Regions from separate parts of the Mus musculus genome. Here region 1 is linked to region 2. Evidence: chromatin loops called from intact Hi-C (ENCODE). Cell type or tissue: left cerebral cortex. All regions are shown on one strand.

Region 1 (5,000 bases), 130 kb after region 2:
GTATTTGATGAGGTTTCGAAAGACCCAGAAAGAGGGAAGAGATTTAAAAAACTTAAACGTTGGAGTGAAAAATCATCTAATCTGTGTTTACAAGGCTGCTTTCGGGGCATTCCGGAGGAGGTAACTTGAGGGGTGGGAGGGCCAGACTTGTGCTTTTTTTTCACACTTGAATGAGCCCAGGTCCCCCTCGGGAATCTCCTTGAAATGTGCGTTCTGAGTCAACAGATCCACAGTGAGAACCAAGATTGTGACTTTCCAACAGGCCCCAAGATGCTGCCACTGGAACCCATAGAACATATTTGGGCACCAAGGATCTCCACAGGGCTGTCAAATGCTCCATTTGATGATAGAAATGCCCTGTTGGCACCCTGTCCAATTCATTAACTGCCAGTCACATCTGGATGTAGAGCGCTTCAAGGGTGGCTCATTAATTTAATGAAGTGAAGTTTTCCTTTTCCTCTTAATTAATTTAAACTTGATCAGCCACAGGTGGCCAGTGGCCGCCATTTGGAGACTTCAGGACTAGGACAGTGGTAGAAAACAAGGCTTTGGTGAGGATATCATGAGGCGGGCTGAAGAGGAGTCCCCCGGCTGATGTACAACACAGTCTGTGTGTTGTCATGGCGCTATCCCAATTAAGGGATTGGAAACATCTTCTCAGTAGTCACCTGATGGTTTTCTTTCTACTGCTGAGCTCCCAATTAAAATCCTCTCTGCCCTTTAAGGCGATAGTCCCTTACGGGGTGGGAATCCCTGATTACTAAGCACAATGTTAAGTCCGAGGATGTAGACTGTAGAACTATTAAAAAAAAAAAAAAAAAAGCCTGACCTACTTTGATATCTCCTAATTTATTCATCTTCCTTTTTTTTTTTAAATCCTCCATCCACTCCAAAACTGGAATTTTAAAGATGAGCAGTAACCAGCAGAATAGGTGCAGATTATAGTCTGTTACTTGCACTCACCGCCGTTTGCGTTCACAGTTGTACAGTGGAGTCTTGGTCCTCATACTCTTTTGACAGAGTCCTGTTTTCCTTTGATGAAGGGTGGGTAACCTAAAGATCCAGGCACTTCATCTTGATATATGAACATGCGTAGCATCATGAAATACAAATCAAAGTCAAGGTGGTACTTAACACCTCCTACAGCTGCACCAAGCGGTTCACACCGGCCGAGTAAGAAGCGTTATCAACATTTAGCTTTGGGTTCCACGTCCCACTAGGCAGAGTCTAAAGACTTTGCATTTCCCCCTCATCGGGAGCCTTGAAGTTATTTGTTTCCACGCCATGTTAGCTTCTTTCTTCATTGCTGGGACAGAGCGTCTGATAAAAGCAACCTGAGAGTAAAGGTTCCTTTTGGCTCACGGTTCCAAGGTGCAGCTTGTCCTGCCAGAGAAATCATGGAGGCAGATGCTGCAAATAACTGTTCACAGTGCATTCCCAGACAGGAAGCAGAGAGGCGGGAATGTCCATGCTGAGCTGGCTCTTTCATATCATGTTCTTTGGGACCCTGGAACATAATATCAGATTGAGGGTGTTCTTCCAACCACACTTAACCTAATCTAGAACGGTCCCGTGTATGCTCAGGGCTTTGTCCCCAAGGTGATAGTAGATACCGTTAAGCTGGCAATATTCATCAACTCATGGATGCTCTTTCAGCTTAAGGAACCTTGAGAGAACAGAAATCCTAGTAACATGCACTGTGCTAGCCCAGTTTCTCAGCTTCTTGTCCTTTCGACTAGGTTTTTCCCTAACCAATAATTCAGCTCACAGCATATATTTGTTCTCCCATCTACAATATGAAATTCAGTGATGGTAGCAGTCACCAAACTTTGTAACTGTCATCCCAGCCAATTTCCGAACACTTCTATCACTCCCTAAAAAGGAATTCTGTGTGCTTTAACACTTGCCTTGCCTTTCTTTGTAACAACTTGGTAAGGGTTTGTTTGTTTGTTTGTTTGTTTCCTGTAGCCGAAAATAGCTGATTTTTTTTTTATGTTTATGAATTTACTTCCTGAAAACCACGGCTAATTCAGCACTATTTTTCTTTTGATTGCCTTCCCGACACGTGCTGTTAACCAAAGAACCACACGCATTTCCAATTCTCCTTTTCATTTTAAAAATATATATGTTGTTATTTATTTCCCTGGAACAGCTGCTCCCGAGTGAAGTGAGTCCGAAAATAGATGTTGTCATGTGTCTGCTAAAAGGGCTGTTTAACAACAGGAGCATTCCCCGAGCCTAGTAAAAGAAGCAACCCGCAGAGCCAGGGTTCAGTGCAGTTAGGATTCCGTAGCCGTTCTCTGTGCTACTTCTGAGCATATTTGCATTTTTTGAACATCTTCACCTCTCTGTGTACCTTGAAATTGATTACAGTGCCAGCTATATATATGCATCTCGGGGTCAGAAGGGACTACATGCTGACCCTTTATGCATCATGGAAAAATCAACCAGTTAAATATATGTGGTAAGATAGAGTGTGGTGACATTCTTTTTCCTTTGTAGACATGTCCTTGTAATAAAAGTGCTGGTTTAGTGGGTTGTAGAACACAGCCATGCTCTGAATTCCAACCCAGTTTTCACCACAGCATCTTCCCGTCACGCTTTGACGCGTTACATTTTACCTGAGCTGGAGAAGGGAGCGTTCTATGCTACTGTGATTTCATTGCATCATAGGAAAGCTGTGTTGACTGAATTTTAGAGGAGGGCTATTGTGAAGCTGAAGTTTTGGAATCAATATTTTATTTTTATAGTCATGAAATTAAGACACATTTAAGCCTGATTCAGTGGTAGATGGAGTCACAGAGTAAAACAGCTTCCCTGAGGGGAAGGGCAAAAATCATCCTTTCATTAAACGACCTTCAAGAATATCCTACGTTTTTGAACCCCAAAAGAAGACAGAGCTAGCAAAAACTAAGCTCTACAAAACTGGGGGGTCTGTTTGTTTGTTTGTTTTTCCTTAATAACAACAGTGCTATGCATTTCTGCAATCCTTCAACACTCTCTAAACTTTGTTCATATCATTTGGGGTTTTATCCTGGCTTTCAGTAGGAAATCTTCTTGGTGAATTTTTCACAAAACATTTTCCATGTCTTTGTGTTAGAACATGGATGAGGACTGGAGATCACTTAAAACCCAGCACAGTCTGCTCCCAGCTTGGTAATACCAACCCAGCGATTTCTGCTTGAACTCACTGAGAAAAGCCTACAATACTTGCTGCTGATTTGTGACAGTGTAGAGTTTTTGCTGCTTTTCATTAGCATATTTGGTTTTGAGTTCATCGTGTTTTGTATTATTTCCACAGAAAGAAAGCACTTCCCAGATCAGAAAGGTACAAGCTCTTATGCCCCTCCTTTCCGCTGAGAATAGTTTATGTTGCTCTTAGCTTGGTATGAAGCCAGCTAAAATAAATAATATCAAAAATCCTGTATTTAAGCAAATTTTTTTATTTGAATATAGGGATCTCTTGACTTGGAAAATAGTCTAGATTGCTAACAATTAGAAATAATTTTAAATTCAATTCATCTTCAGCTTGTGCCTAGTGATAAACAGCTTTTTTGTGACATCGAGTAATGGTCTCTGTCTTAGGTTATTGTGTGTGTGTGTGTGTGTGTGTGTGTGTGTGTGTGTATGTGTCTCTGTGTGTGCGTCTTGTGTGCATGTTTTGTGGGCTGCAGCCATATCTGCAAACAATGGCAGCTAAGATGCACAATAAAGCAGTTGCCCACGCCGGTACCACAATGCATACTATTCCGTGGTGTTGCCCTATCACTGGCTTTTGCATGAGTGATATTGAGAGCAGAGTGTTCAGGGAGTAATACCCACAGAGCAGAGAGAGTACTGCCATCATTCAGAAGGGTAAATGACTGGCTGTGTAGGCTGCTCAGACTTCTCAATAACTTTACTATGAAGACTTTGAATTCCATGGACTCTGAAGTCAATGGCTCCATCTTAAAATTGAGCAGATGAAATAACGCCCAAACAGTTTTCTGCTACATGTTTATAGTTCCCGTATCATCTGTAAATGTCTACAGGCTGCTCATCCTGTCCTTCTCTGTCGACGATAAGGCTTCTAAAACTTCTACTTCCAGTGCCCTTAGCGGTGTAGCCGTCTGCATAGGAGGCATGCAATCATCTACACAGCTAGTGACCATTCATGCATTCAGCGGGTTTGTTGATTGTGTTGCTGCTGTGGAAGACACACTGTCACAGATTCAGCAGTGGTTAGATTTAGACAATCTTACGTTGTCACTACCCCATGTCCTCTTACAGGTTGTAATATTTTGGAGGAAGGAGACACGTAGCAGTTCATTTCAGTCACCATCACTATTGAAATATAAGAGAATATAAGAGGAGAAGACAGCCCAGGCAGTGTGTGTGTGTGTGTGTGTGTGTGTGTGTGTGTGTGTGTGAGAGAGAGAGAGAGAGAGAGAGAGAGAGAGAGAGAGAGAGACTCAATAGGGGGGATGTTGACTCAATGGTAAAACTCTGGCATGTGCTGTGCCTTCACCTCACCCCTCACCAGACAAGAGATGAGAAAATGAGACACAGAGATGGGGGGGGGCAGAGAAGAATAAAGGAAGATGTGAGGAAAGGAGAGAGGAAGACGAGGAGAGGGAAGGCAAGGAGGGATTATGGGCGAGTAGCAGAGCATATAGAAGTCGTAGCTTATTGAATCTGAACATTAGAGAAGGATTTCTGCTAAGGCCTGCATTTTGACTTAGGGACAGAGCTGACGATTTACAACATAACTTAAATGTAACTCAGAAAGTCAGTTCTCAGAGACCAAAAAAAAATCTGCACGCAACTTAGAGGAAAGTTAGGAGATGTGTTTTTATTCTTTGTTGATTTAACGAGAACTTTTGTCACACTTAACATCTATAAGAGGAAAGAGATGTCACTTTGGGTAGCTGAGCTAAAATTGTCACGACAATTTATAGTCTTTTTTGTTTCTTTCTATAACATACATACTTTAAATTTTTTATTTATAAAGCAAATAAGGC
Region 2 (5,000 bases):
GTGAGAAAAGTTTGTTACTTATTCAACAGTGTTTGGTGTTCGACGGCGTTAGCTGATTAGCAATCTATCAGTGAAAGAAAACATACCTCCCTGTCCTAAAGGGGCTTAGACTCCAGCACTGGGATTAGATAAGACAGTGCTACAGATACAAGAAGTAATCAGCCACGAGGATGGGAGGGCATCAGAGCAGCGGGATTGAGTAGACGATACCATGGAGAGACATGAGGAGATGGGATATCATCTTTGTACAGGGTCTGAGGATGTCATCTTTGATCTGCAAAATGAGACTGGGTCATTGCAGGCAAGGATCCAGTCACACGGTATTCAGAGTAGGAGGGGTCTTGTGTGTCCTAACCTATAGTGGAAAATCAACTTGTTCCTGGTACAGATCAGGAAGTGGCCACTGAGTGAGGCAGAGGGTGTCTTGGAGCGAAGACTTTGACAAGTTTTGTTTGAAATGGAGTTGTGTGGCCTAGTGGATCTTTCTGAAAGGTTTCAGTGGCTTCTGAGTAGGACTTGAACGGCTGTCTTCTTGATAGAAGTTACAATCCGACAGGTTACTCTAGGTAGCATCACACAGGCAGAGCATGATAAAAGGGAAGATGACCAAATAGTATTTGAGAGAAATGAAGCTTAGCAAGGAAGATCACGAAAGACAAGCAGAGGTGTCCTACAAGGTGGTGAATGATTTGAGTGTTATAAAGCAGGATGGGGTTGGGGGAGCCCTTTGTAGAGACAGCCACACGTTTAATTGGAACTTAGTAGGAAAGTAAGTTTGACATCCGATCATGGATAGCTCCAGACTTCGAACTGAGACTAGGGACTTTTCTGATAAGCAGTGAGCACCCCTGAGGTGGCACAGAACCACAAACATTGGTGACGCTGGGCTCTGTGAAATGTGCCTGTCATGGATGTGGCCTGTGCCACTCATGAGCTGTGCAGACATGAGGCAAGGTGTGCTTTGCTCTCCTCTGTGAAATGAAGTTAGACTAGGTGTCCTCCTATGTTCTTCTTACCTTCTAAAAAACCCTTGGCCTCCAATAACACAAACACCATTGATATTTTACATGGCCATAGCCTCATGCTTGTCCATCACCGTAACACATCAGTTTGTATAGAATTGTTTGCAGCCTTACCTGAAAAGGTTTTTTTTTTTTTAAGGTGGCTTTACTACCACCTTTTCCAACCACGTATGTCTGCATTTGCTGGTCTCCTTTTTAAAGAATAAGTCCACTGTGCTAGCTGGGTCTGCATTATGTCATTACATACATAGCATGCATAACGTACAGACACACAGACACACATACATACTATATGACATATGTATGGATTTATATATGTGTCATATATGTTTATATATAAATATATATTATGTACATATTTCCATTGTACAATATTGAGAGCACAATGACCTTCATGTAGATTAAAAAAAATCTCCTTGTTTCTTTTAAACTGACATTTCTTTCTCCCTTTGTTGTCTATATTTACAGGCGTACATATTATATGACATGTGTATTTATATATGTATTTATAGATAAATATATACTGTGCACATGTTCCCATTGTACAATGTTGTGGGCACAATGATAATGGCCTTCATGTAGATAAAAATCTCCTTGTTTCTTTTAGACTCACATTTCTTTCTCCTTACTCTTTATATCATCTATGGAAGGAATATATTAGATTGGAATTGAGCCAAGTACTCATGTCAGAGCATGGTATTGGGGGGGGGGGCTCTGGTTTCCCCGTTGCTTCTCACACACAGTCCCCCCCAGGACTACTCCCCATGGTCATCAGTGCTGTGTGGAAGCTGGTGCACCACGGCCCTGCATGTGTTCCTAACAACAGAGCTGGTGACCAGCGTTCAGAAGCCACCACCTGGCACAGGGCACATCCTCTCTCCACACAATGTCCCAGCAGAAGTTCCCCAGCTGCTAGGCCAACGGTGCAGCTACAAACTGTTCACCCATGCTGCTGTTTTGTAGTCCTTTGCTGGCCTTTGGAATAAACATAAATATTCAAACACTTCATTAATAAACAAACAAGACTCCTTCAGAGACAGCACTTTGTTGTGTTGTGTTGTGAGAGCCATGATAACCTCCCGCAATCGCAAGGTTGGCGCTTGGGAGGCCAAGTCTTGTGTCTTCAGTCATGGGAGGTAGTTTCTTTGATCTTAACTTTCGTGACTTTCTTTCTTGGCCTTGGAGAGTTTGAAGGTCATTCCCTGGTGCTCCCCTCTGCAGAGGAGACTCCTGAATCGAGAGATCATCAGACCATTTGTCAGATGGTAGTGGGTGTGTGAATATGCCAGGCTGTGGGGGAGGCAGTGGTGTCTTTGAGTGAAGGTAACTTTAGATGCCGAGGAGAACTAAGTGGGACAGCCTGTGATCTAATTATTCTTTAAGGGGAAGAGTCTCCATTGTTTATTTTTATCGTGCTAAAGAATTTCTTGGAAAAAAAACTATTCTGAACAATTTTGTGAATGATAGTTTCAAAAATTAATCCTGGGTGCATTAATACAGAATAAAAGGGGCTACCTGGCAAGTAGCTATCTGGGCATCGTGTGGAACCTTCCTTGCTAGCTGTTAGCCTAGGCGCACAAGGACTCCAAACCGCAGGCATTAATTTGTGACCACGTTTTATCCACTGTGGTTTCTTCCTGATGCCTACCTTGTGCCTGCCTTTGCTCCCGACTCTTCAGTGCACATAAAATGCTACAAATCATTTTGAGAAAAGGCAAGAACCCTTCAGTCAACCAGCAAGAAACTTACTATCTATTCCTTTCAGCGGTGGCTTAGGAAGGCTGTTTTTGCTATCCACATACCGATAAAGATTCTTTTTTTTTTTTAAGACTTATTTATTATTATATCTAAGTTCACTGTAGCTGTCTTCAGATGCACCAGAAGAGGGCGCAAGATCTCATTATGGATGGTTGTGAGCCACCATGTGGTTGCTGGGATTTGAACTCAGGACCTTCGGAAAAGCAGTTGGTGCTCTTAACCACTGAGCCATCTCTCCAGCACCCCCCACCCCCATAAAGATTCTTAACAGTGGTTCTAAACCTTCCTGGTGATGCGACCCTTTGATACAGTTCCTTGTGTTGTGGTGATCCCTAAACATACGATTATTTTTGTTGCTACTTCAGGACTGTAATTTTGCTACCTTTATGACTTGTAATGTAAATATCTGAAATGTGGCCTCTGTGAAAGGGCCGTTTGACCCCCACAAGGGGTTAGGACCCACAGTCTGAGAACCACTGATTTATAATGAGGGTTCTCTGTGAATTCAGTGTGGTCACTATGGGTTTTAACTAGCCATGTTAAGTTTGCCCTCATATGGGCCTTTAGATGCTTAGATACGATTGCAGCACAGGTATGCCGTGTAAATTTTGGGTGCTGTTTATCTTGGTTTAGTTTGAGACCCATGGGATCTTGAGTAGATGGAAGAATGAATTTCACTGCATGTATGTTATTGAGAAATATTCTTAAGCAGTGTGTGGTATCTGCTTAATTTCACTACTTTATGAATTTGCAGCAAAATCTGTATGCAGTACACATCAATTTGTATAGTCTTGTAGCATCTAACCAAATTTATAGATTCATTAGCCAAAAAAAGTTAACATATATCCATGCCCAAGACGGGCACTTTTCCTAGTGCTGAAAATAAACCCACGGCCAGCCGAGTGCGTAGGAAACACATAAACTGGCTACCCCATCCCTAGCTCATATCAAGTAACTTTGTGAGTCTTAGATATGTTGAAAATTTTTCATCTGTATTTCATCAATGTATCATGTTATATTGAAATGCTAATCAGTAGGAAATGTTTTCCAGTTTGCTCAAAGGTTTCGTTAACCTTTGTGAAATACGTTGGTGAAAACTGAGTATTTTACCCCATTTTTTTTTCTTTTAAGCATGGATTATATACAGTTGATCCTAAAGAAGGTTCCAATGTGTACCTTTCAGTAGCCTTAAATGTCACCACACGTCACCAGATGTGAATGTGAGAAAGGATCCCCTCCTCGAGGGGGTGGGGGGGGTCGGGAGGGGGGTTGCCTTTTGGTTGTGTTACTGTCCGTGGGTGCTTCCATGGACACTTGGGGTAAAGTAAGAGGAAGGGCTTGGGATGCAGAACAGTAATGGGAAAGAGGGAGATAAATCCTCCTCTTTCCTTGCTTCACGGATTCCCAATGTTCCAGGTAAAGTGCACCTGCTGAGAGGCTGAGGAGAACGGGAACTGGCTAGCATCCCATTAATTTGAGAGGAATGGCAGTGGGCTGCATCTACCCAGCAGGTGGTCCGAGCTGTAGGAAGAGGTGGTCCAAAGGCAGGCAGGCAGGCAGGCAGGGATAGTCCTGGGAAGAGGGAATTCAGACAGTGTGTCCTCAAAAAAAACGAGGGGCAGTGAAGTGAGTGCCGAGTTTCTCCGGATAAGCTTGTATTGCACATCTCTCTGAATTCCTGACGGCACGCCGCATTTCTGTAGTGTTTGAAGCCGCACTAGAATTATGCCAGCATATGCTAAATTTATGCGATGAGCTTCAGTAATATAAGCTGAAATTTCCTGAAGTGATTTTCTTTTTCTTTTAAAGATGTAGCAGACTGCCAGGCACCCCGATAAAGGACTTGGTTTTGACGACAATCATGAGGTATATGGTGTACGATGTCAAAATCCTGTCTTCCGATTGACACAACAATCCATAATTTATAGATTGCCTTAAAAATTAAAAGGCAAAGTCAATTATAACTAATCATGATGCTACCCGAGCCTGAGAAGTCACTGCATCCTTTGGGATAAAGGAAGTCATATTCACGTCAGTCAGGAATCTTCAGCTACAGTCTCCTGGTTCTATCTTAAGAATCTCTCAGTTTCGTTTCGTGAGAATCCTAAGCCTCCGGAAGCCTGCAGCCATGCTATTTTTAGAAATAGCCGTAGTAGCTCCTCTCCATCAGTGCACACTTGTTCCTATTCTGAACTCCGTATCTGTGCCAAATCTTCAGAG

The links. Hi-C counts contacts between places; a loop is a spot of excess contacts. Peaks named below come from ENCODE experiments on the same cell type or tissue, not always from the same donor. Only the 100,000 strongest peaks of a DNase experiment are listed, where the experiment ranks them.
Region 1: it touches region 2 in a loop (3-fold over the local background); 6 of 42 quality-filtered maps call a loop at or near these places.

Annotation. Positions count from the first base shown.
Region 1 is chr8:48,383,221-48,388,220 of GRCm38, reverse strand. All of the region lies in intron 4 of Tenm3 (teneurin transmembrane protein 3), which reads left to right. Among named protein-coding and RNA genes, the nearest start is that of Gm51531, 74 kb to the right of the region's middle. In left cerebral cortex, no CTCF peak of the experiment used is centred here; DNase peaks (open chromatin) are centred at 2,191 and 4,782; H3K27ac peaks cover 258 bases.
Region 2 is chr8:48,511,297-48,516,296 of GRCm38, reverse strand. All of the region lies in intron 2 of Tenm3 (teneurin transmembrane protein 3), which reads left to right. Among named protein-coding and RNA genes, the nearest start is that of Gm39178, 150 kb to the left of the region's middle. In left cerebral cortex, a CTCF peak has its summit at 2,892 (motif pointing right); DNase peaks (open chromatin) are centred at 2,290, 3,640, 4,547 and 4,948; H3K4me3 peaks cover 815 bases; H3K27ac peaks cover 852 bases.